Regions from separate parts of the Mus musculus genome. Here all the other regions are linked to region 1. Evidence: chromatin loops called from intact Hi-C (ENCODE). Cell type or tissue: heart. All regions are shown on one strand.

The links. A loop is a pair of places that touch in the nucleus more often than their neighbours do. Peaks named below come from ENCODE experiments on the same cell type or tissue, not always from the same donor. Only the 100,000 strongest peaks of a DNase experiment are listed, where the experiment ranks them.
Region 2: it touches region 1 in a loop (5-fold over the local background); 2 of 42 quality-filtered maps call a loop at or near these places.
Region 3: a loop joins it to region 1, with 2.3 times the contacts of the local background. A loop is called at or near these places in 2 of 42 quality-filtered maps.

Annotation. Positions count from the first base shown.
Region 1 is chr11:77,682,188-77,690,187 of GRCm38, forward strand. Nufip2 (nuclear fragile X mental retardation protein interacting protein 2) reads left to right here and starts at 3,952. Exons shown (of 4, transcript NM_001024205.2): 1 at 3,952-4,320. The coding sequence starts at 4,041. In heart, a CTCF peak has its summit at 3,799; DNase peaks (open chromatin) are centred at 3,884, 5,204, 5,314 and 5,534; H3K4me3 peaks cover 3,515 bases; H3K27ac peaks cover 2,825 bases.
Region 2 is chr11:77,604,705-77,612,704 of GRCm38, forward strand. Taok1 (TAO kinase 1) reads right to left here and starts at 3,111. Exons shown (of 21, transcript NM_001364134.1): 1 at 2,504-3,111. In heart, no CTCF peak of the experiment used is centred here; DNase peaks (open chromatin) are centred at 2,387 and 3,227; H3K4me3 peaks cover 2,796 bases; H3K27ac peaks cover 2,137 bases.
Region 3 is chr11:77,508,594-77,516,593 of GRCm38, forward strand. It overlaps Trp53i13 (transformation related protein 53 inducible protein 13), which reads right to left and starts at 4,680. Exons shown (of 7, transcript NM_001024920.1): 1 at 4,567-4,680; 2 at 4,304-4,372; 3 at 4,060-4,101; 4 at 1,005-1,133; 5 at 483-680; 6 at 1-398. The coding sequence starts at 4,638. It overlaps Abhd15 (abhydrolase domain containing 15), which reads left to right and starts at 6,524. Exons shown (of 2, transcript NM_026185.4): 1 at 6,524-7,459. The coding sequence starts at 6,606. In heart, CTCF peaks have their summits at 4,668 and 6,628; DNase peaks (open chromatin) are centred at 4,688, 4,988, 6,448, 7,208 and 2 weaker places; H3K4me3 peaks cover 4,863 bases; H3K27ac peaks cover 3,837 bases; H3K27me3 peaks cover 657 bases.

The sequences.
Region 1 (8,000 bases):
TTTTTGTTTTTTTGCTTTCATATTTTTTCCCCATCCTTTGGGACAGGGTCTCACTCTGTAGCCTTGGCTGGCCTGTAACTCATTATGTAACCCAGGCTGTCCTCAACGTTGTACTCATCATCTTGTCTCAGCCTTCATAGTGCTGGGATGAAGACCATAAAAGGCCATGTAGGACCTGAGGTTATACTGCTAAGTCAAATCTCAAAATGTTAGTAACATTTTAATAGGGAAGGATTCAGGTTTAAGATGGCTCTCATTAAGAAAAAAAAAAAATATTCTGGGCCTGGAGAGATGGATCAGTGGTTGAGAGAATGGTTTCTTGTAAAGTGCCAGGGATTCTATTCCTGCATCCACCTAGTAGTTCACAAAAATCTATAACTCCAGTTCTAAAGTATCTGATCATTTCCTATGGTCTCTGAGGCACCAGACACACATGTGGTACCCAGACATGCACACAAAACACCCATAAGACACACATTTTTTAAAAAGATTATTTGTTTGTTTGTTTATTTTATATGAGTACACCACAGCTGTCTTGAGACACACACCAGAAGAGGGCATTGGATCCTATCACAGATGATTGTAAGCCACCATGTGGTTGCTGGGAATTGAACTCAGGACCTCTGGAAGAGCAGTCAGTCCTCTTAACTGCTGAGCCATCTCTCCAACCCCACTATTTTTATAAAAAGAAAAAATATTTATATTATATCTTCAAATATTACATACTGAAAAATATCACCCTACAGTAGTGGCGCATTCCTTTGAAGGCAGAGGCAGGCTGATTTCTGAGCTCAAGGCCAGGCTGGTCTACATAGTGAGTTCCAGGATATCTAGAGCTACACAGAGAAACCCTGTCTCAACAAACAAAAAGCCAAAAACCACTCCTCTACTCCCCAACAAAAAGGAAGGAAGGAAGGAAGGAAGGAAGGAAGGAAGGAAGGAAGGAAGGAAGAAAGAAAGAAAGAAAGAAAGAAAGAAAGAAAGAAAGAAAGAAAGAAAGAAAGGCAGAAAGAAGAGAAAGGAAGAGAGAAAAGGGAAGAAAAAAACAGATACTAGCTACCACGTGGTTGCTGGAAATTGAACTCAGGACCTCTGAAAGAGCAGTCAGTGCTCTCAGCCACTGAGCCATTTCTCCAGCCCTGATGGCTCAGTATTTAAGAGCACTGTCTGCTCTGGTAGATGATCTGAGTTTAGTTCTCAATAAGAGTAGATCACAGCTATCAATAACTCTAGTTCTAGGGTATCCTACTTGTCTGGTCTCTAAGGGCACTGCACACACACACACACACACACACACACACACACACAGAGTCAAAGAACACTTGTTTAATTTAATGAGTCTTATTAGGCAGCCCTGGCTAGCCTTACCTCAGCTACATAGACTAGGCTGGCCACAAACTCATCGACAACTGCCATCTCTACTTTTCCAGTCACACTGTAAAAGCTATAAAATACATACCTATTATCAAATAAATTCATAACAAAAAATGTTGTATATATACCTTCCCAAAGCATACTTACTCACCATGAAATATTTAGTCATAAAAAAAGGAAAGACCTTTTTATTCATGTAACGTAATATGAATACATCTTAAAGACATTATGGTAGCACACACTTGAAATACCAACATGTGGGAGGTAGAAGGATCGAAAGTTCAAGCTCATCCTTGACTGAAAGTGAGTTGGATGTTAGTCTATGCTATAAGAGACTCTGACAAAACAAAACAAAACAAAACAAAAAACCAAAACAATAAATGCTAAGCAAACAGAAATGAATAATTAAAACAGGGCTGAAGAGATGACTCAGTGGCTGAGACTTCTTGTTGCTCTTGCAGAAGACTCAAGTTTAGTTCCCAGCCCCACACAGTGATCCTAACCATTCTTTTTGTTTGTTTGTTTGTCTTTGCTTTTTGAGGCAGGGTTTCTCTGTGTAGCCCTGGCTGTCCTGGAACTCACTCTGTAGACCAGGCTGGCCTCCAACTCAGAAATCAGCCTGCCTCTGCCTCCCGAGTACTGGGATCACAACCATTCTTAATGCCACATGTAAGGGACCTGACAAAGCTCTTCTGACTTTAGCAGGCACCAGGCATACACATGGTGAACATATACACATGGGGATAAAAAAAAAAATCACACATACAAAATACACCTAATTATGTGTACCACGTGTGTGTCTGGTGCCCTTGGACTTCAGAAGGGAAGTTGGGCCCCCAGAACTAGAGCTATGGATGATCATGCTGCTGCTGTGTGAGTGCTCAGCATTGAACTCTGGTCCTTTGCAAGAGCAGAAAACGCTGCTTTTAACAGCTGACCTATTCCTCCAGCCTTAAGGGCTTTATCATTGAAAAGGTATGGGGTTTCAAGAGATATAGGTTCTAGTGCCTGCAATGACAGTATTTGTGAGGGGGACTGAAACAATTTGAAGCTAGCCTGGGCTACATAGTGAATAACAGGCCAGTCAGAGATACAGAGGAAGATCAAAAACAAACAAACAAACAAACAAACAAAGACAAAACAACAAAACAAATACAAAGTAAGATGGTAAACTTTACATTTAAATTTTCCCTTGGGGGGAGGGCAGTGATGGTGGGGCATGCCTTTAATCCCAGCACTTGGAAGGCAGAGGCCAGCCTGGTCTACAGGAGTGAGTTCCAGGACAGCCAGGGCTGTACCAAAAAAAAAAAAAATCCCTTATAATACATAGACAAATGTATATCTAATTTAATGAATTTTAAAGCAATTATTCATGTAATAGCAATAGCACATTGGCTGGGGTATGCTGGTGTGTGTAGGACTTTAATCCCAGCATTCATGAGGCAGAAACAGGGGGAATCTCTTAGTTGGCCAGACACTTCTACTTAGGTAGTTCCAAGCCAATCAGGTTTACATAGTCTGTTTCAAAAACAAACCAGTCCAAAACAAACAAAACTCCTAGCCAAGTCCCCCAAATATATATTTCGAGGGTACCCCGTGTCTGTGCTTATCACAACCTTCTTCCTATCATAACAGGTTAAATTAACAGCATAAATTGCAAATACACCTTTACATTTCAATGTTTTCCTTAAATTTAATACAAAAATGTTTTAAAAACCCAAACCTTAAGAACTTTTAAAGGGTTCCTTTCTCCTTTATTTCACTTTTGAAAGTCTTAGTCTAAAATCTATTTTGGTTCCATAGTTGACCTCACCTGCAGTGTTTGATTAAAAAAACAACAAAAACACCCAAAAAACTTCAGTGTAGATTTTTTTCATTCCTCCCTCTCTCTTGCTTTCAACTACAAAGAAACAATGATTTAAGCCCTTTGTCCCCTTTTAGAAAATTACACAGATACCCTATTGTGGAACCCTATAATCCCTCCGTGGAAAGGAAGAGATTAGCATATGAATACAAAGCAAAATGAATCCAGAATACGAAAACGATCTATCGAGTTGTGAAGCTCTTGTATTCTTAAAAATGTATTTATTTCCTCTTTTTTGAATTGCCCCCTTCGTGGTTTAAGGGTTAAGGAAATTGAGCTTTCCTCTCTGGCTACCCGGAAAAGAATTAAACACACACACACACACACACACACACACACACTCACAACCCAACACATTCTAGGAGGTGCAAAACCAACAGATGGCTCCTAGCGCCAGTAGAATCGTCAGTGGAATCTGCTACACTCGACATCAGCTTGCTCGGTGTGAGGAGTGTAGAAAGTGCTGTTCGCTAACTGCGTGGTGAAGGAGAGAAAGCGATAGAAGAGAGAGCCATAATGCTGACGTTGAAGGCCCGGCCCTGTGAGGTTGCATAGGGTAAGTGGCGTTGGCCAGGCGGCGGTGGCGAAGGGGAAGGGAAGAGGATTTGAGCTAGGGGCGGGGCTTGACGCGCAGCGTGGCTCCTCATTGCTGGAGCACGGCTGCCAATCTCGCAGATCCTCTCGCTTAACCAGTGCGCTGGCGAGACGCGCTCAGATATACCGAGCGAGCGCGGAGAAGCAGTCTCAGATCCTGACGGTGCAGCAGCCCGCAGCCTCAGCCAGGGAGTCCCAGCCGCTTTCAATGGAGGAGAAGCCCGGCCAGCCACAGCCTCAGCACCATCACAGCCACCACCATCCGCACCATCATCCCCAGCAGCAGCAGCAGCAGCAGTCGCACCACCACCACCATTATTATTTCTACAACCACAGCCACAACCACCACCACCACCACCATCACCAGCAGCCTCACCAATACCTGCAGCATGGAGCCGAGGGCAGCCCCAAGGCCCAGCCCAAGCCGCTGAAACATGAGCAGAAACACACCCTCCAGCAGCACCAGGAAACGCCGAAGAAGAAAACAGGTCTGAGAGGGAGGGCGGTGGGGGAAGGGGGACTGGATTGGAGGGGGGGGAAGCGATGGGGGTGGGGCTAGATGGGAAAAGCGCGGACCCGGTCCGGGTGTGCGTCCCGCCGGGCCGGGGATGCCCCCTTCCATTCTTCCCGGGCGCGGGCCGGGCCGCGAGGTGGGGATTGCAGCGCCCTCTCCTTCCCTTTAGCATGGGAGAGGCCCAGCCAGGCCGGCGTGACCTTCCTCGGTCCCCGCCCCGGCCGGCCGGAGGCAGAGCTGTGCCCTCGGCCTTGGAAGTCCAGCCTTCATCTTCTTTTTCCCCTCTAGTGCGGGCCCTGGAGTTGCCTGAATGTGGGGGCCCCTAAGAAGGGGGTGAAACTCAGCCGCCCTAAAAAAATAAAATAAAAAATTCCCCCGAGGTGTATGTAATTCAGGCCTAGTGAATCCATCCTGATGCGGGTGGTGTCGCGAGAGCCGCTTGCAGGCGGCGACGAGCGGGGCTGAGGGCTAAGTTGAGGAAGCGTCCTCGCTCACCCGCCGCCCCGAGCCCACCTGTGGCCTTGGGGTTTGCCGTCTGGGTGTGTGGGGGACCCTATCGTCCCTCGGGTCATTTCCACCCCTAAACGCCCGTCTTGCGCGTCCGGACCCCGTTGTCTGTCCGCGAGGGCTTCTCCGCAGGCCGGCGCCCCTGGCCCGCTCGCCTCGGAGCCGGCGAGGCTGGAATGTTCTCTCCTCCTCGCGGGGCCGCTTCCTGTCCGCCATGTTGGAAGCTGATTCCTGTCACCGACTCCGGCCGGCGGAGGAGCGGAGGGGGAAGGGTGCCGAAGGCCACACGGCACGCCGGCCCGGCTGCCCCGGGACCCTCTGCGGCCCTTTTCCGGGTCCCCCCCGCACTGCGGGCGGCCGCCGCCCGCCGCCCCTCCCCCTCCGCGCCGCGCCGCGCCGGGGTTGTGTAACCCGGTGGCGGCCGCGCGGCCCCGGGCGGGTCCCTGGGGTGAGGGGCGGGGGCGGTTGGGGTGGGGGAGGGAAGCGGCCACGAGGGGAGCGGCCTGCACCGTGGCCCCGCGCGCCCGACGGCCGCGTTTCCCGCTCCCGGGTGCGGCGGGAGGCGCGGGCGGGGAGCGGGCCTTGAAGAGGAGCTTGAAGGGGGAAGGAGGCCCGGGCGGCGGCCGTGGCCGTAGCGTTCCGCTGGCCTGCGAGGGGCGAGGGGGATTCGTTTTGGGGAGAGGCGGTGCCTGAGGCCGGGTGGGGTACCCAGCGGGAACCAAGCTCCCGGGTCACGAGTTTCTCTGCCACAGGAATCTCATCTCCTGCCAGGTTCGCTCACGACTCCGCCTCGGAGGCTTTTTCACTTAGGCCTTTTTTCTTTATAGCAGCGCATTTCCTACCCAAAAAAAAAAAAAAAAAATGGGGGGGGGTTGGGGAACAACCTCTCAAACTTTGTTCCATTCGTTTTCCACCGAACACCTAAACTTCTGAGCTGGGTAGTGACTTTGTGGGAGGGATTAATCCGATGCTCTAATGGGTGGGACAACACGGGCAGTTTTGGCTTTCCTGTTTCTTTAACTATGAACTGGAAGTGACTTGTCCATGTGGTTGTCACCAGCCCTTTACCTTGGACAAGACCTTTTTGGTGGTTAAGAGGCGTTTTGGTGCATTTTAAAACCGACTTCCATCCCCTAACTGAGTATTATTTAACATTAAATGTGGAGCCTTGAGCTACTTAAAATAAGCATCAAAGTTTATATATTCACACGTTTTGTTTTGTTTTGTTTTGTTTTTAACTGAAAAGGGAATGAAGAAAGAAGTGTTAAACTTAGTCTTTCAAGTAATACAAGTAAGTTACTGGTGAAAAACTTACTGTAGACAATATAACTTTGAAGGCAGAGCTGAGTGGATATCAGATTTTCTTTTGTAGGGTAGTAGGGACTGATGATAGAGCAGAAGTGTTTAATTGTAAGGATTTACAGCAGCCTAGAAACTTAGGAATTATGTAACTGTATTAGTTTTGCTTTTCATGAGGTGAGAAAGTATCAAGGTTGCCCAGTGGTATTGTTCACAGATTCAGAATTTGTCTTTTATGAGGTTTATGTATTCCCCACAGGGCTCCTCACTGCATAGAAAGGCAGACCCTGAACCATTCATTGAAGGTGGCCCTCCTCACAATGTGTCTTAACCTGGGATGAAGAATGAGGAGGGAACTGGGTTTAGGAAATTTAGAGGTTATTAACAGTTGGGCTCAGCGGCTTTCCCGTATGTGGTTTGGTCGTTGGGTACTGTGCTAAAAAATCTAGAAAATGCTAGGGAAATACTTAACAAGTTTTTATGAACCATTACTTCCAAAGCTATGAGAAACTGGTTTTCTGGATCCAGAAGAGGGCACAGGAGACAAAACATGTTGAGTAATTGCAGTGTCAAATCTAAAAGCTAGATTTATTTGGGACTCAAGTTTTGCTGAGTCCATTTGAAGTGGAGTTCTCATGGCACCCTAAATAATAAAGACACAGGGATTCTTTAATTGCTTTCTGTAATAACTACCATCTTCACATTTTTCTTAAATATCTAAGCTTTAAAAGGTACTTATCATACTTAGTGCATGTCAAGGCCATAGGGAGACAAATATGTAGTTAAGTGAATTTTTGTTTGTTTGTTTGTTTGTTTTCTTAATTTTCAGAGACAGGGCTTCTGTATAGCCCTGGCTGTCCTGGAACTCACTCTGTAGACCAGGCTGGCCTCGAACTCAGAAATCCACCTGCTTCTGCCTCACCTAAGTGCTGGGATTAAAGGCATGTGCCACCACACCCGGCTTGCCCACCTTTTAATATATATATATGTATGTATATATATATATATATATATATATATATATACACATATATATATATATAATTATGATTAATGAGCCAGAAGATACAGGTATTGCTTAACTTATAGTAGATGGTAAAGTAGTTCTTTCCTTGGTTGCCTTTGGTCCAGGCAAATCTATTGATTTGGGTCTCCCTGCCCCTAATTTTTGTTTTTGTTTGAGACAAAATTTCAGGGATACATATCTAGACTTGGCTTAACATTTTGCATTTTTTAAAAGAAAATGTTATAGAAAACAAAACCACATACTATTTTTGTCAGTTTTTAGAAAAATGGTAATGTAATGCTGGGAATATGGAATTAATTTTTTCCTAACTACTAAGGGTTGAGAATTGAACTTGATACATGGCAGTATGTTTGTTTCTGATGCAGGGCAGTGGCTGCACACATCTTTAATTCCAGTATTGGGAGGCAGAGGCAGGCAAAACTCAGTGAGTTCCAGGGTGGCTAGGGGTACACAGAAATCCTATGTCAAACAAACAAAAAATATTGTCTATAGTTGGTTTTTGTGCAACTGTGTTCTTTTCTGGAAGTTCATACAGAAGAAAAGTATTTGTTGTTTGATTATTGTTAGAATTGAGGGTTTCCCAAAGGTCTTTTGAGGTCATAAAACAATTGATAAAACTAATTGCTATTTTATTAGTGAGTAGAAAGCTGTGATTTAACCAGTAAATCACTTTTTAAAAAAGATTTATTTATTTATTCTATGTAAGAACACTGTAGTTGTCTTCTGACAACTCCAAAAGAGGGAGTCAGATCTCATTACAGATGGTTGTGAGCCACCATGTGTTTTCTGGGATTTGAACTCAGGACTTTTGGAAGAGCAGT
Region 2 (8,000 bases), 77 kb before region 1:
TTTTGCCATATTTAGGGAAGAGCTCCTATCAGCTATAAAGATGCCTTGGTTATAATATGACTCAGTAAAGCAATTAACCTACACCCTGTGTATGTCCTTAAATTTTGTAGCTATTGATAAATCCATTCTTGCATCTTTCCAAGATAAAATCAGTCACTCTTTACTAAGCAGTATGTTTGGATTCATCCTAGTATATGAATCTATTATCAACAACAAACTATAAAGCAGAGAAATAGGTATTACAGCATAATTTTTCCTGAATGAGGAGAAAGCTACATATTCTGCAACATACACTTTATGTCATGAAGTAAAGGTTCAAATGAAACTGGGCACAGTAGCTCAGCACTCAGAAGGCTGAGGCAGAACTGCCACAAGTTCAAGGCCAGCTAAGACTGCATAGAAGAACCTGCCTCACTGCCGCAGAGGTGAGACAGGAGAGTCAGTTCAGGGATAACCTCAGCTATGCAGTATTTGAAGACAATCTGGACTACATAAGATCTTGTTTCCCCAACACCATCCCCCCCCAAAAGAGAGACAGATTCAAATGAATTTATTCAAAAGAATAAAGCAGAAATGTCCATGTTTTGAGAAAAACATAATGCAGCTTTCCTAAATACTATGGAATTAAAAAAAAAAAAAAGAATTTAGGACAGGCATAGTGGCCCACACATTTAATCCCAGCACACAGCAGAGACAGGCAGATTTCTTGTGAATTTGAGGCCAACCTGGCCTACATACCAAGTTGCAGGCCAGCCAGAGAACTCACTCAGCACTGAATACACAGTATAGTGAGATGCTGTTTCAAAAAAAAAAAAAAAAGTTTAAACTGGAATATGAAGGCACACACCTGTAATTCTAGCACTTGGGAGGTTGGAGACAGAGTTATCAGGAGTTTACAGTCATCCTCAGCAACCAACAGTTACACTAGCCTGGGCTACATGAGAAAGAAAGAACTTAAGTCAATGCCTAGCAGTACTGCTATATCTTTAATACTTGTATTCATAATTTTAAAATAACATATTAAGTAAAGCTAGACACAAAATTTGATGTTAATAAAATATCAAGATAATTAGCATAGTTTAGCAATCTTTATTACTGCTAATATTCACATATAGAACAGTTTTAAAACACTTCACTAGTAAATCTAAACAATTTAAAAAAAAATGGACCCAGGTGTGGAGACTTCACCTGTAATTCCAGCACAAAAGAGGGTGAGAGGCAGAACTGCTAAGTTCAAGGCAGTATGAATACAGAGTCCCTACCTATAAATCCGGGAGGATTATACTTCAAGAGTCTGCTAAAGATGAGAGAAAAAGTAAAAAGTATATATCAAGACTTCTTCAGGACTTGAAGGCTAAGTTTTTGTTTCAAAAGGCACTTACCAGAATGCTAAAACTGTTATTTCTGCTTCTACTAACCACAAAAATCAACAAGTACTACTGCCAAGACAAGATGGTTTCTTTTAAAATTAGGATGACATGAAGCAAAAAAGAAAAAAATGAGTACAGAACACAGATCATAACAGAATTGGGTGCATCACCTTACATTTCCTTAAGAAGGAATATCTGCTACATGAAAGTTTGTAACAATTTTCAGAGACTTTCTGTATCAATGTCATGCAAAATATTATTAACCTTAAAAAGTCACAGCCCGAGGCAAACGTCTGATTATATGAGTTTCAATGTAATAATTTCTAATAATTCTCAAAGAACTACAAAAGCCAAAGGGGACCCTTTAACAGTTCATCCAGGAATTCTCCCCTCTCTCAAAACAGAGTAAGAGAGACATCAAAACTGTTCTAACACGAGGCCATATCCCAACAGTAACAAGAGCGGACATACTTCCCATGGACATATCTCAGGGGAATATCCGAACAGTACTGTCATCGATTTAAAAAGCAAAGGGAAAAAAAAACTAAGCTCTCCAAGGGAAGCGCCATTGCTCCAGCCCCCCACCCCCACTTCTGTGTATGCATGGGTATGTGTACGAAGAAACTGACTTGTACTCCTGCAGCACTGCAGTAGACTAGAAGATGGGGGGGGGGGATGCTTCCATCACCCCTTACATTAGAAAGGTACAGACTTCCTTGGGGAGGAGTGGAAATCATCCAGTTGGCTGTCCAGAGCATTCTCCATTCCCAAGAATACAGACGCTACAAAGGAGGAGGAGCGGGAGCAGAGACCAGAAAGGGACCTCGCGCCTTTAAATCGGGGTGCACGTCAACTCAAATCTCCCTAACTAGAGCCACACCTTCTTAGAAACATCCCCTTCCACCACCTCTTCCGGTGACCCTTAGGAAAAAGGAATGCAATTGCTCTGGCCCCTCAAAACAGGAGGGCGCCCAGCTCACCAGTTTCTTCACCCCACCCACAGATTCACAGACCCTCCCTGTCTCCCTCCCCCACTCTATCCCCGATCTCTTCTTTCACCCGGAGAGGCCTGAGTGGGCACAATCTCCCCGCCCCCTCCATGTCTTCCTTTCCCAAAGCAGAGGTGCCCTTACCCCTTCGCCGGCAGGTCTGGGGCAGAGCAGACGGGCGCAGACCCCTGGAGCGCTCCGGTGGCCGCAGCGCTGGAGAGCGAGGAGTGAGGAGGAGGGGGCCCGGCGACAGACCGCCGCCCCCCCCCCAGCCACCCAGCCCAGGCTCTACGACAAGGGGCCGGGGGGAGGGAGGGGGGGACGAGGGGACGACCGGGGTCGAGGAGGCGCCCTTAACGCTCCGGCTCAGTTAAGATGGCGCGGGGGAAGTGCCGGGAGTCGCCGCCGCCGCCGCCTCGGGGGAACCGGACCGGGGCCTCGGCCGCCTCCGGTCCTCCCAGCCGAGGCCCTGTCGGTCCCCCGCCGCGGCCCCTTGGCGGGCGGGCCCACGCGCACCCCTCCGCCACCACTACCACCCCTGGGAAGGGGGCGCTCACAAAGAGAAGAGAGGCCGCGGGCCGTCGGGCCGCGGGGCGGGGTCCCCGGGGGCCGAGAGGCCTGGGAGGTTCGCGACTGCTCCGCGCTCTCAGCCCGCGAAGGGCGCAAGGCGAGTGGGACCCCTCCTCTCTCCTCAAGCGGGCGGCGGCACCGGCTCACTCTCTTCGCCACCCTCCCTCTCTCCTTCCAAGCCCTGAAGCCACAGAGCTCGGCCGCTGCCCAGGTTCTCTCCCCCCCCCCTTCCCGACACCACTCCCCTCCTCCCGACAGACATCTCAGCCTCAGATCTCGCGAGAGTTCTTGCCTGACAGGCCCGACCCTGCGCGAGACAGGACAGTATGCGCGCGCGGGCGCGGGCGCGCGGGCGTCCTCTCGGGAGTGCGCGAATACTTAAAGCTGGGCGGAGTGGCCCGAGTGGCCCGAGTGGCCCGGAGTGCTAGGCTTGGTCCAGTCCCACCCTCAGCTCGCCTTCGCTACGCGGGCGTCAGGTGCGTGCTAGTCAGTCCCGGAAATCCTGGGGAGAAGAGCTCCGCGCAGTCCTTCCCTCTTCCCACCTCCAGAACAGCAGCCTCCCACTAATACTGCCAAACTGAAACTTTGCTCCAAAGTGGAGAACATCTCATTCCTACACACACCTTAGTTGGACTCCTCGTGGGACTCAGGGATAAACTTCGCAGCATAATCACTATGTACCTGCGTTTGTGCGGTACTGATGGTTAGTTTGGGAACGGCAGTTAAAGACTTTCATATAAGCCATATTTGTGATGGAAGAAAAAGAACTTCAAAGGGCTTTGTAGACTTAGAGTAAAAGATCTTTTTCAGTATAAAAGAAGCAAGTTGGCCAGTAATCAGGAAGCAGAGGCAGGTAGATCCGAGTTCTAGGCCAGCCTGGTCTACCTAGTACATTCTGGGTTAGTCAGGGTTACACAGTGAAACCCAGTCTAAAAGCAACAAAGTAAAGTAGTCTATGTAGGAAAGAGGTAAATCTTAGCGTGGGTTTAGAAACAGTTTTTTAAAACACATACACACACACCATCTTCAGTCACCCCCGATCTAGTCTAGGACTTTAGCTAGAACAGACTGTAATTGTTATTGAGGATCTAACAAGTGACCTGGTAGTGATGGGTCACACCTGTATTCTGTAATCCCACCCAACACAAGAGGCTGAGGCAGGAAATCATGAGCCTGAGTTAGATAGAGGCCAGCTTGAGCTATACTTTAACAACCTCTCTAGATATTGACAGAGAGAGAGCAAGAGCGCAAGAGGGGGTTCAGAAATTAAGAGCAAGTTCTGCTTGGTCTTGCAGAGGACAGTTTTCCAGCACCCGTGTAAGACAACTCAAAACCAACACACACACACACACACACACGTTAATTAAAATCTTTTTAAAAAACAGAAAACTCAAAGAAGAAAAAAGAAAAAAAGAAGAGAGAAAAAATGAAAAAAAAATTAAAAAAAAAAAACAAAAAGAAAAAAAAAACAAAACAACAACAACAAAAAAAAAAGCCAGAAAACTCAGCTAGGTATGGTGGCGAACGCCTTTAATCCCAGCACTCAGGAGGCAGAGGCAGGTGGATTTCTGAGTTCGAGGCCAGCCTGGTCTACAAAGTGAGTTCCAGGACAGCCTGGGCTATACAGAGAAACCCTGTCTCAAAACAAAACAAAAAAAAAAAAAAACAAAACAAAAAAACAAACAAAAAAACCCACCTCTTTTAGCGGAGTATGGTGATGCACAATTTTAGTTCTAGTACTCAGGAAGCAGAGACAGGAGGATCTCTGTAAGTTGGAAGCCAGCCTGATCTACAAGGCAAGTTTCAGGACAGCCATGGCTCCATAGAGAGACCCTGTCTCAAAAAAGAACCAAATATATATATACATACAAACACATTCATACAGACACAAAGTGTGTGTGTTCCTAGTGTGGTGTCCTATGTACCTCTCCCAGTATTTTGTTGTTTGTTGTGGATGCAGGAGAATCAACAGTTCAAAGTGAAGGTTATCCTGGTATAAGGAATTTGAGCCAATCTGGGGTTATATAAAACTCAATCTCAAAATCAAGCAAACATACCAAAAAAAAAAAAAAAAAAGCCAATGCCCATGACTACAGTCATTTAAGAAAACATGCTGGGGCTAGGGGATGACTCAGCTGCTAAAGTGCTGTGGAAGGAGGTCAGTTCGAATCCCCAGCACCCACATGGTGTGCACCTATAATCCGCACACTGGGGAGGTAGAGCTAGGAGGACAGGGACTCACAGCAGCTAGATAGGGCAAATTCCAGTCTTTCACTTTGTAGACCAGGCTGGCCTCGAACTCAGAAATCCACCTGCCTCTGCCTCCCAAGTGCTGGGATTAAAGGCGTGTGCCACCACGCCCGGCTCAAATTCCAGTCTTAAGAGACTTTGTTTCAAAAAATAAAGTGAAGGGTTACCAAGATGACTCAGTGGGTAAAAGGTCTTGCCTTGAAAACCTGCCCATCTGAGTTCAGTCCCAGGAACTCAGGTAAAGTTCCTGATTCCACAAAGTTCTCCTCTGATCTCCATATCTCTGCATTGCAATGTTCATGCCTACATACACACATCATACACCCACATACTAAAAATACATATTTTCTTTTAAAATGGAGAGCTGCCAGGCATGGTGCCTCATACCTTCAGACCCAGCAATAGAGAGGCAGAGGCAGGTAGACATCTGTGAGTTCAAGGCCAGCCTGGTCTCCCAGTGGGGATGTTTAGCATCAAGCATCCGTAAGTACAAGCTTCCAAACACATGTGCATACATATACAGAATTGTGGATTAGCTGGGTGGTAACACATGACTGTAATCTTACCACTTGGGAGGCTGAGGCAGGAGGATTGAGTTCCAGGCCAACCTTGGCTACTGAAACCTGATCATATTGACCCTGGTTGCTCTATCTGGTGAAAACATTTAATCCTTTTCTTCCTGTAATCTACGACATTTGACATAGCTGACACTTCCTTCTTGAAACTATCCCTCCTTGCCTTTTCAAAGCCCCTCAAAAAAAAGCAGTTTTCTTTCTATCTTCCTTTCCAAACAGGGCCCCTCCTCCTCCACCTAACACTTAAAATATGTGTATCTCTAACTTTGGTCTGTCACCATAAGAGTTTTTTCCCACAGCCTGGAGCTATAGTAATACATTTGCTCATCATATGGAAAATCTGAGTTCCAACACCAGGACACACACACACACACACACACACACACACACACGCACACGCACTGTTCCCTGCCTCCTGGTTGTTTCATATATAAGACTAGAAAGAGATTCGAACCCTCCCATAGTATTTTTATGGGAAACTTCAAACAGAAACAGGAGAATTATTATAGAATAGTAATCTCTGTGCCTGTCATCTGACTTTATCTATTTGCAATCTTTTTTGTTCATTTACATGAAAGGAGTTCTCTTGCAGCCCAGGCGTTTTAGTATTATAGGCTCCCAGGCATCTCAGAACATCTAATTTATTTATCTGTTTTCTATTTACCATTCTTTCTTTGTCTTTTCTTTTTTTCTTGTTTGTTTGTTTGTTTGTTTGTTTTGTCTATGTAGCCCTGGCTGTCCTAGAACTCATTCTGTAGAACAGGCTGGCCTTGAACTTAGAGACCTCACTGCCTCTGACTCCCAAGTGCTGGGATTAAAGACCTGTGCCACCACTCTCTGGCTTTGTTACAACATCTTTATACAGTTTGTCTAAAATTTTAATAGCTTTAATATTTGATCCATGGTCACCTATCTCAATAATTTCCAAAATATCTTTGACAGTTCATTTATCTAAATTGGGATCTGAACATGACTCACTTGACACTTGATTAATAAAAGCTTCACCTTCTTCTTCTTTTCTTGTACAGAAAGTTCCCTGACACTTCTGCCTGCTTAGTTTGTCTTTTTGTCTTTTCCATTGTTTGTTTGACATTTACTTGCTGAAGAAATGAGATCACAATGCCGGGAGCCATAGCTCATACTCAGTCCCAGCACTCAGGAGGCTGAGGCAGGAGGATTGCTTCAAGTTCAAGGACAGCCTGAGCTAATGTGGGAACCTGTCTCAGAAAGACAGGCAGGCAGAGAGGGATGGAGGGAGGGAGGGAGGGAGAGAGGGAAGGAAAGAGGGAGGGAGAGAATATTCTAAAGAATTTGTCTACGTTCTGGACTTAACTATATCCTCATGATATCATTCACATTTGCTTCAAAGCGCAAATTTCCTGGAAATTAGCAGTTAAATCTAAAGACTTGATTGTATTTAAGATACTCTTATCTTTGTCAGAATGTTGTGTTGGGCGGTGGTGGCTCACGCCTTTAATCCCAGCACTTGGGAGGCAGAGGCAGGCAGATTTCTGAGTTCGAGGCCAGCCTGGTCTACAAAGTGAGTTCCAGGACAGCCAGGGCTACACAGAGAAACCCTGTCTGGGGGTGGGGGGCGGGGAAGAATGTTGTGTGGATGCTATTTATAAAACTATGTTGAAGGATTGTTTGGTTAATTGACTGATTTATATGTACTTATTATTTATCTGTTTTTGAGTCAAGGTCTCTCTGTGTACCCCTGGATATCCTGGAGCTCAAAATGTATACCAGGTTGACCCCAAGCTTACTGAGATTCTCCCACCTCTGTCTCTCAAGTGTTGTTCTTTTTATTCTTCAATTGAGTGGGTGTAGGTAGATGGGTGTGGCTGGGTATGTGTGTGTGTGTGTGTGTGTGTGTGTGTGTGTGTGTGATGGTAGGTAGGGTGGGGGTGATGGTGGAGGGGGAGTGAGGGTGGGTCAGTGAAGGTGGGTGGGGTGGGTCTGTGGTGGTGGTGGGTGGGATGGGGTGGGGTGGGGTGGGGTGGGTCTGTGATGGTGGTGGGTGGGGTGGGGTGGGGTGGGGTGGGGTGGGTCTGTGATGGTGGTGGGTGGGGTGGGGTGGGGTGGGGTGGGGTGGGTCTGTGATGGTGGTGGGTGGGGTGGGGTGGGGTGGGGTGGGTCTGTGGTGGTGGTGGGTGGGGTGGGGTGGGTGGGGTGGGTCTGTGGTGGTGGGTGTATGCATGTGAGTAAGGATCCCTGTAGAGGCCAGAGACTTCAGAACACCCTAA
Region 3 (8,000 bases), 170 kb before region 1:
GCCGCCTCTTCAGTACGTGGAGTGGGCCCTCGGGCTACCCGGGGAGGCCCTGCGGCCCGAGGAGCTGGGGAAACCTGACCCGGACAGGCACAACCTCCATGGTTGCCTTGCCCACTGGGCATCTGAGCCTCTGTCCTGGACCTACCATTGCCTCCAGGTCCCCCAGTCGTTAAGGAGACCGGGGCCACAGATGAGGTTCCCAAAGTCAACTGCTGGGCCTTCAGGCTCTGTGAAGAGGCCAAGGAAACCCTCAGGCCTGGGGGCGTGGATTGGAGACCAAGGGCAGCCCGGAGACCCCTTCTCTTCACAACACTGATCGAGGACCGCCCGGATCCTCTAGATGTCACCTGTGCACCAGGAGGTCGCCAGCTCCGTAGAGCAAAGGCCAGAGTCGGGGCCTAAGGAGAATAGAAAAGGACTCAGCCCCTACTCTCTATTAACCCAATATTCTTGCCAGCAAGCCTGGTCCCAGCACCCCTCACCTGTACACACCGTCTCCCACACAGCTTCCCTCTTCTGGAGGCTGGCATCGTGGGAGTGGGCCCAAAAAGATTGTCAGAGAGAAACCACACACTCTTTCTCTGCTTCCGCCGCCGCTGCCTCTTCAGCCAGTGGGCAACCCAGGCTGGCTCTATCCATGCCAGCTCCAGTGCAGTCCCCCATGCTGTCAGCACCAAGGGCTATGAAAGAAGGTGACGTAGAGCTAAGATGGAAGAAGACCCTGAGTTTTCCTTCCTCTGCCCATAGTGCCTCGCTCTTCCGTAGCACAACACCCTAGTTTGGGGGTGGGGGGAAGAGGAAGAGACAGGTTCTCACTGTTCTAGAATTCAATATGTAGACCAGGATGGCCTCAAGCTCAGAAATCTGCCTGCTTTTGCCTCTAGAGTACTTGATTAAAGATGGTAGCCACCAAGCCCAGGTTTTTTGTTGTTTGTTTTGGGTTTGTTTTGTTTTGACATTTTTAATTTCTTTTTCTTTTAGCACATCTTTCACTAACCACTTACCCGGTCCCACGTGAGACTGAAGTCAGGAATGAGCGTGGGCTTAGCCACATACAGGTGGGCCAAGAGTGCAAGCTGGAGCTTCAGCCAGGGGTGGGCACAGGGGTGGTAGAAGAAGGCGATACCCTCAGCCTGGAGGAAAGGCAGAGATATCAAGCCAGGCCCAGCACCCTCCCAGAGAATCACAGCGTTTCCTATCCTAGGTGCCAGGATAAGGAGGTTACCAGAAAGTGCCCATCCACTTCCAGGAAAAGGCAAAGGGTCTTGAGTACTGAGATGTAATCCTTTCTAATTCACTTCTCTTCTCCATCAAGTGCACACCCCCCCCCCCCAAAGATGCACCTCTGGGCAAGACCACATGGCTGTAACCCCATTAGACTCCAGACATGCTCCCTAGCCCCCACACACGGTGCTGGGGATCGCACTGACCCGTGTCCCTGGCCCTCAGACCCCTGCATCTGGAGGTATAGGTTGTGAGCTGTCACGTGAGTACTGGGAACAGACGCTGGAAGAGCAGCGGAAGCTCTTAACCACTGAGCTGTATCTCCAGCCCAGTGAGAATGAGGAGGCTTCCGCTGTATCTCGGACTGTGTATGCATCAATGGCTCTACAAGTCCCAGCCCTGGCCCTCAGATAAAGACCAAGTCTTCTACTTCTCCATCTAATCCTCGCGCTCTCCCAGGAGTGTCCAGACACACTTGACTGCACGATCCCAGGGTAGGAGCATTTCGTCGGACATTATTCTGAGTTGACCTGTGCTGGGTGCTATAAAAGACACCAAAAGAGAACTCCCAGGCCTTGAGGAAATGTATAAGAGACTCAAGGAAAGCTAGGTGTGATCATGTACACCTGGGATCCCAGCCATTTGGAACAAAAGATTGAAAGTTCAAGGCCAGACCAGGGTACACAGTAAATACCAGGCTAGCTTAGGCTAGGTGAGCCCACCTCTAACGGCCATGGAGTAGGGGGAGAGAAATTCAGGGAAGTAAAAAACTGATACAACTCAAACCGGGGTGTGTGTGTGTGTGTGTGTGTGTGTGTGTGTGTGTGTGTGTGTGAGTGAGTGAGAGAGAGAGAAGAGAGAAAGAGAGATGGGCTGGGGAGATCTGGGGAGTGGAGGTGGAAGTTCTAGGGATCTGAACCCACACAAACACTCTACCAGCAAGCTCGATCCTCAACTGTCGTTTCACTTTTCCCCCCTTAAGTTTTAGTCAGTCTCACAACATTGTCCAGGCTGGCCTTGAGTTCATATTTATGCCTCCTGCCTCAGCCTCCCGAGTAGCTCAGAGTATAAAAGTCTACGCCACCATGTCCAGACAGCTCAGTTAACGGTAAGAGGATGGGATAAAGGCAGACAAAGTATGAGGGAAAGGGATGCTGTGACTTCTGCTGGGCCAGGGTGTGAAGCTGTGGGTTTCAGATCCTGATAGGCTGGGAGTAGAAAATAAACCAGAGGGCTGGTGAGATGGCTCAGCGGTTAAGAGCACTGACTGCTCTTCCAAAGGTCCCGAGTTCAAATCCCAGCAACCACATGGTGGCTCACAACCATCCGTAATGAGATCTGACACCCTCTTCTGGTGTGTCTGAAGACAACTACAGTGTACTTACATATAATAAATAAGTAAATCTTTAAAAAGAAAAGAAAAGAAAAGAAAAGAAAAGAAACCAGAGAAAAGAAGGTAGGTATCTCAGAGGAAATGAGCCTGGATTCACATGTGTGGTGAGGGCCTGTGATGCTGGAGAAAAACGAATCAAGAAATCAGATGAAGATAATGCAAGTCTTAAGTCAGACAGGGGAAATCAGCCATAACAGGTGGATTGTAAACATAACTAAAAATAAATAAGTCATAAAGTCAGATGGATTCTGAACAATGAAATAACTTAAACAGAAGGATTACATGCAACAAAGAGACAGCCACGTCCGGTGGTGTACCTGCTGTAATCCTAGCCCTTCAACGGGCAGGAAGATCAGAGCTTTAAGGCCATTCTTGGAGGGGGCTGGAGAGATGGCTCAGCGGTTAAGAGCTCAATCCCAGCAACCACATGGTGGTAATGAGATCTGACACCCTCTTCTGGAGTGTCTTACATACACTACAGTGTACTTACATATAATGATAAATAAATCTTAAAAAAAAAAAAAGGAACACAGTAAAAATAAAATAAAATAAATAAGACCATTCTTGGCTATAGAAGAAGGTTGAAACCAGTTTGGGCTACATGAGACCCTGTGTCAGAGAGAGGTGGAGGGCTGGAGACACAGCTCAGTGGTTAAGAGCTTTTGCTCCTCTTCCAGAGGCTCAGTTCCCAGTACTCAAATGACAGCTCACAACCTATATCTCCAGATCCATCTCTTCTGAATATACAAACACACAGGCCTCAGGCAGTGGCACAGGGTTTTAATCCCAGTACTCTGGAGGCAAAGGCAAGTGGATGTCTGTGAGTTCAAGGCCAGCCAGGTCTACTGTAGTGTATGTAGAGTGAGTTCCAAGACAGTCAATGCTACATGAAGAAGTGCTATCTTAAAAAAAAAAATCAAAAAACCAAAACTAACCAAAGTTAAAAACAACAACAACAAAAAATACCCCACAGGCAAAATTCATACCCATAAAATAAATATAAACAATTTTTAAAAAGAGCATTCATTAAAAATTGAACTGTTTACAACACATTAAAGCACACATTGCTAACATGATATAGTGTTTTGCAATCCAAGCACTATTCACTCACTTCTCAAAGCTGAAGGGACAGAATGCCATCTCTTGCAGAAGAAAATCAGAGCCAAGAAAGACAAGAGAATCCAAATCACACCAGCATTGGGATATAGGTTGTTTTTGCTACCTTCAGAGTAACTTGGAGTTACTTGCCATGCATCTAGCTACTCAACAGAACCCCTGACCCCACACTACCCATCTGCCCTGGGACTGGCAAGTGGAAGCCTCACCTCTTTCTACACAAAGTGGTAAGGAATGGACTGAGAGCCAAGATAGATAGAGGTAACCTGCGAGGCACAGTCTGCCTCCAGGGAAGGCTCCCAAGATGGGCTACTGGTTGTACTTACCTGTCCTTGGCTCACCTGTGTGTAAGTCACTCTTGGTAACACCTACACATGAGAAAAGAAGAGAGCAGCTGGGGACTTCGTGTTGGGTGTGAAGAAGGGGACAACCAGCCCCAAGCCCTGGGCTGAGATGAAGACGCTGGAGACTGAGGGCAGGAGAAACCACAGATGTCCCAATCGGGCGACCACCGAGGGTGCAGCGAGGCCGTTCAAACCCTTCTCGTCCTCGGCCCTACAGGGTTCCTACCTGTGGAGGCACAGGCCACAGGCCTTCAGGACAAGGGGTTCCTGCCTCCTCCGCCGGCTCAGCCACCACCTGTGGGTCCAAGGCGAAGAGCTGGGCGTTGGCCTCTGCGAGGGCCCCGCCCTTTCGGTTCTAGGAGTAGAGGCGCGGACGGATGGAGGGGCCTCCGAATCCCCTCGCGCGCGCCACTCTTTCCAGGACAAAGTTGAAGCAAAGCGCTTTGAGATTCCCCCGGCCAAGACCTTACCCGGAGCCGGTCGCCTTACCTCGCGAAGGCTCAGGAGCCCCACCAGGGCTACCAGAAGCAACCGGGGCGGAGGTGGAGGAGGATGAACCATTTCAGCTGGGCCAGCAGTCCCGCCAACCAACTAGCTGCAGCGCCACTCGCTCGCGCGCGCCCGCGACCCCGCGCCGCTCGCGCGCCCACGTAGACCGCGGCTCGCGCACTGCCTTGCTCCCTCCTCGCCCGGCCTCGTGCCCCGCCCCCCCTACCGCCAGGCCCGCCCCCGCCCCGCCCCGCCTCGCCTACCGCCAGGCCCGCCCCCGCCCCGCCCCGCCTACCGCCAGGCCCGCCCCTGCCCGCCTCCAGGCCGGCGCACGCGTCCTGAACCCAAAGCCGGAAAAGTTAGTCGCCAAGGATCTCCTGGTCTCCAAGCCCATGGAACCACCTCCCTCGGCCGAGATGCGTCCCGGAGCGTTTGTGCGACCATCAGAGCGCAACTGTATCGCCTGAGTAGAATCTTGGAACCCCGCAAAGGGCAGGAAGTGAGATCCTTAAGGACCGGGTGACCCAGGTGGAGACTTGTGTGCTCTTTTGGCAAACCCGCTCAACACGGAATTATGAAATCCTAGCTGTCCCAGAGAGAAGGTCCCGGCTCTAGCGCTTCACCTTCACGTTGCTCCAGTCCTGCTCTCGCTAATAATAAGAACTGAGCCCCGAGCTGTTTTGGGAGGGTCTTAGGCCCAGAAGCCTTAAGAAGCCAGAGCTTTCTTGATTCCCGCTCTCCTTTGCCCAAGGAAACACTGGTCCGAGGAGCTACAGTGCTCAGCTCGGCCTCCCTTGCAAGGGAGCGCTGCAAAGGAAATCCAGCTAAGGATTGACGCCCAATCAAAAGTTTGAAACAGGCCTGCGAGATGGCTCAGTGGGAAACGGTGCTGGCCGCCAGCCTGACGACCAGAGTTTAATCTGTGGACCTAAGTGATTGAAGGAGGGACCTGATTCCCACAGATTGTCCTCTGACCTAGACACACACACATACACACACCCCTAAACAAATCTTTTTAGGTTTGAAATACATCAAAAAATAGTTATTTCAGGCCTCTCCCATGTGCCCGGACTTATTTCACCCACCCCTGCAGAAATGACCAGATGTTGATCTGACCTAAAGAACCACACTTCTCTCTACCAAAGCCCCACCGCGGGGCTAAGCATCCCTTAATCCTCTCCCTCAACATATTCGGCCAGACTCGAGCCTCTTTCCTTTCCTACAGTCCTTCTTGATAAGTAGTGGAGACGCCTAACTCTTGGAAAGCGTCCTTGGGGGTGGGCTGGGAAGGCCACAAGTGTCTACCGGCTAGTGCCCGGATGCCCTCCAGAGAAACGACAGCCACCTCCCTCAAACTCGTGGTCAGGGTCAGATGCTTCAGTCTGCCTCTGGCCAGGTGCAGAGTCCCAGCCCTACTGAGTTATCGCCCAGTTGCTGGTCCTGGCTGGGCGGCAGGGCCAGGCGAAGGAGAGAGAGATAACACGTCTCTAGCTGCAAAGGCAGCAGCGAGTGGGGAAAGTGAAGCCAGCGAGGGATCAGCGCTTTGCTCCCTTCTTGCTTTTTTGCTACTCCTCAATAGCGGATCCTGAGGGTGCAGTGACCCAGGGTCTCCCCTGGAGCCAGACTTCATTGAGGGCAAGGGTAGAAGCAGGCACCTCCCGTTCACCCAGGCCTCCAGCCTCACCCCCTCCCCAATCCTTTCCTAGCACTCCTTGTTCCGCTCTCTCTGGTTGGCCCTCAGGTCCTCGCTCCCGCTTTGTGGCCCGGCTCTCTTTCACCCTCTGCTCCAGCTTGTCGCAATCGCTGTACAAAGGGCTGGGGGCGGGAGTGGGGGGGCGGGCGAGGGGAGCTCGACCCGAACTGGCTGTCTCCTCCTGACCACGACCAATCCGGAGCGCGCGCGCCCTCCTGCTTGGGAGGACTCTTGACAGCCACGGGCGGCCGGGCGGAGCCGCGCGGACAGAACGAGGAGCCCGACGAGAGGACAGCTCCGCTCCCCGCAGCCCAGTGCCTCCCTCCGGGGACTGTCCTGCCAGGCCATGCCTCCGTGGGCGGCCGCTCTAGCGCTGCTACTGGCGGCGCTCGCCTTGCTCCTCCTGCGACCCTGGAAGCGCGCTGTCGGAGCGCGAACCTCAGTCCGGGACCACGAGGAGCAGGAGGTGGCGAGCGGAGGCCCCGCGGATCAGTTCAGCGACCGGCGCGAAGCGCTCCCCGGAGGCTGCAGCCTCATTTGCAAGCCGTCGGCGCTGGCCCAGTGCCTGCTGCGCGCTCTGCGACGCTCGGCGGCGCTGGAACCCAGCCCCCGCTCCTGGCTGTCGGGACCCCACCTGCAAACCTTCTGCCACTTCATCCTGCCAGTCGGGCCCGGGCCTGAGCTAGCCCGTGAGTACCTGCAGCTGGCAGATGATGGGCTGGTGGCTCTGGATTGGGTCATAGGACCTTGTGCCAGGGGCCGCCGGGTCACCAACCCTGGGAGCCTCCCTCCAGTGCTGTTGGTAATCCCCAATGCATGGGGACGCCTCACTCGCAATGTACTGGGGCTCTGCCTGCTCGCCCTGGAGCGCGGCTACTACCCGGTCATCTTCCATCGCCGCGGCCACCACGGTTGCCCGCTAGTCAGCCCCAGACTACAGCCTTTCGGGGACCCGTCCGACCTCAAGGAGGCGGTGACTTACATTCGCTTCCGACACCCGGCGGCCCCCCTGTTCGCGGTGAGCGAGGGTTCAGGGTCCGCGCTGCTGCTGTCCTACTTGGGGGAGTGTGGCTCCTCCAGCTATGTGACTGGCGCCGCCTGCATCTCGCCAGTGCTACGCTGTCGCGAGTGGTTCGAGGCTGGCTTGCCTTGGCCCTATGAACGTGGGTTCTTGCTGCACCAGAAAATCTCTCTCAGCAGGTGGGTAACGGGAACAGAAGTCTACAGCTCTGCCTGGTATGGGAACAGAGCTTTGTGGGTAGGTTGGGGCAAAGTTCTCACGAGGTTTCCAAAGCTGTTCAAACCCTATAATTGACATAGAGCCAGGAAAGTGGGTTTCAAAGCCATATTAGCCCCAGGGCCTCCGTTAGGGCCCCATCAGTTCATCTCAGTCGCAGGTGTCCTAGCAACCGGTGGTCAGCAGAGGCCTGCACCTGGCATTTACCACTTAGTCCATAGCTAGATAGGTCAACAAACAGGGCTCTGGAAGCAATTGCGGCCGATTATCTGTCCAGAATATTTACCTTCAGGCTCTGAGCCAGGAGGTGGCAGGAATGAGAGATGTACAGTCTTTGGTTTTTTTAAATCCTTCAATCTGACAGATGTTTTACATATTTCTAGGTGAGTACACAACACTTATTCCTGTGTTTGTTCTTTCTGAGTCAAGGTCTCATACAACTCTGGCTGCACAGCTGAGGGTGTGTGTCCCTGAACTCCAGACCCTCAGCCTTTGCCTCCTAAG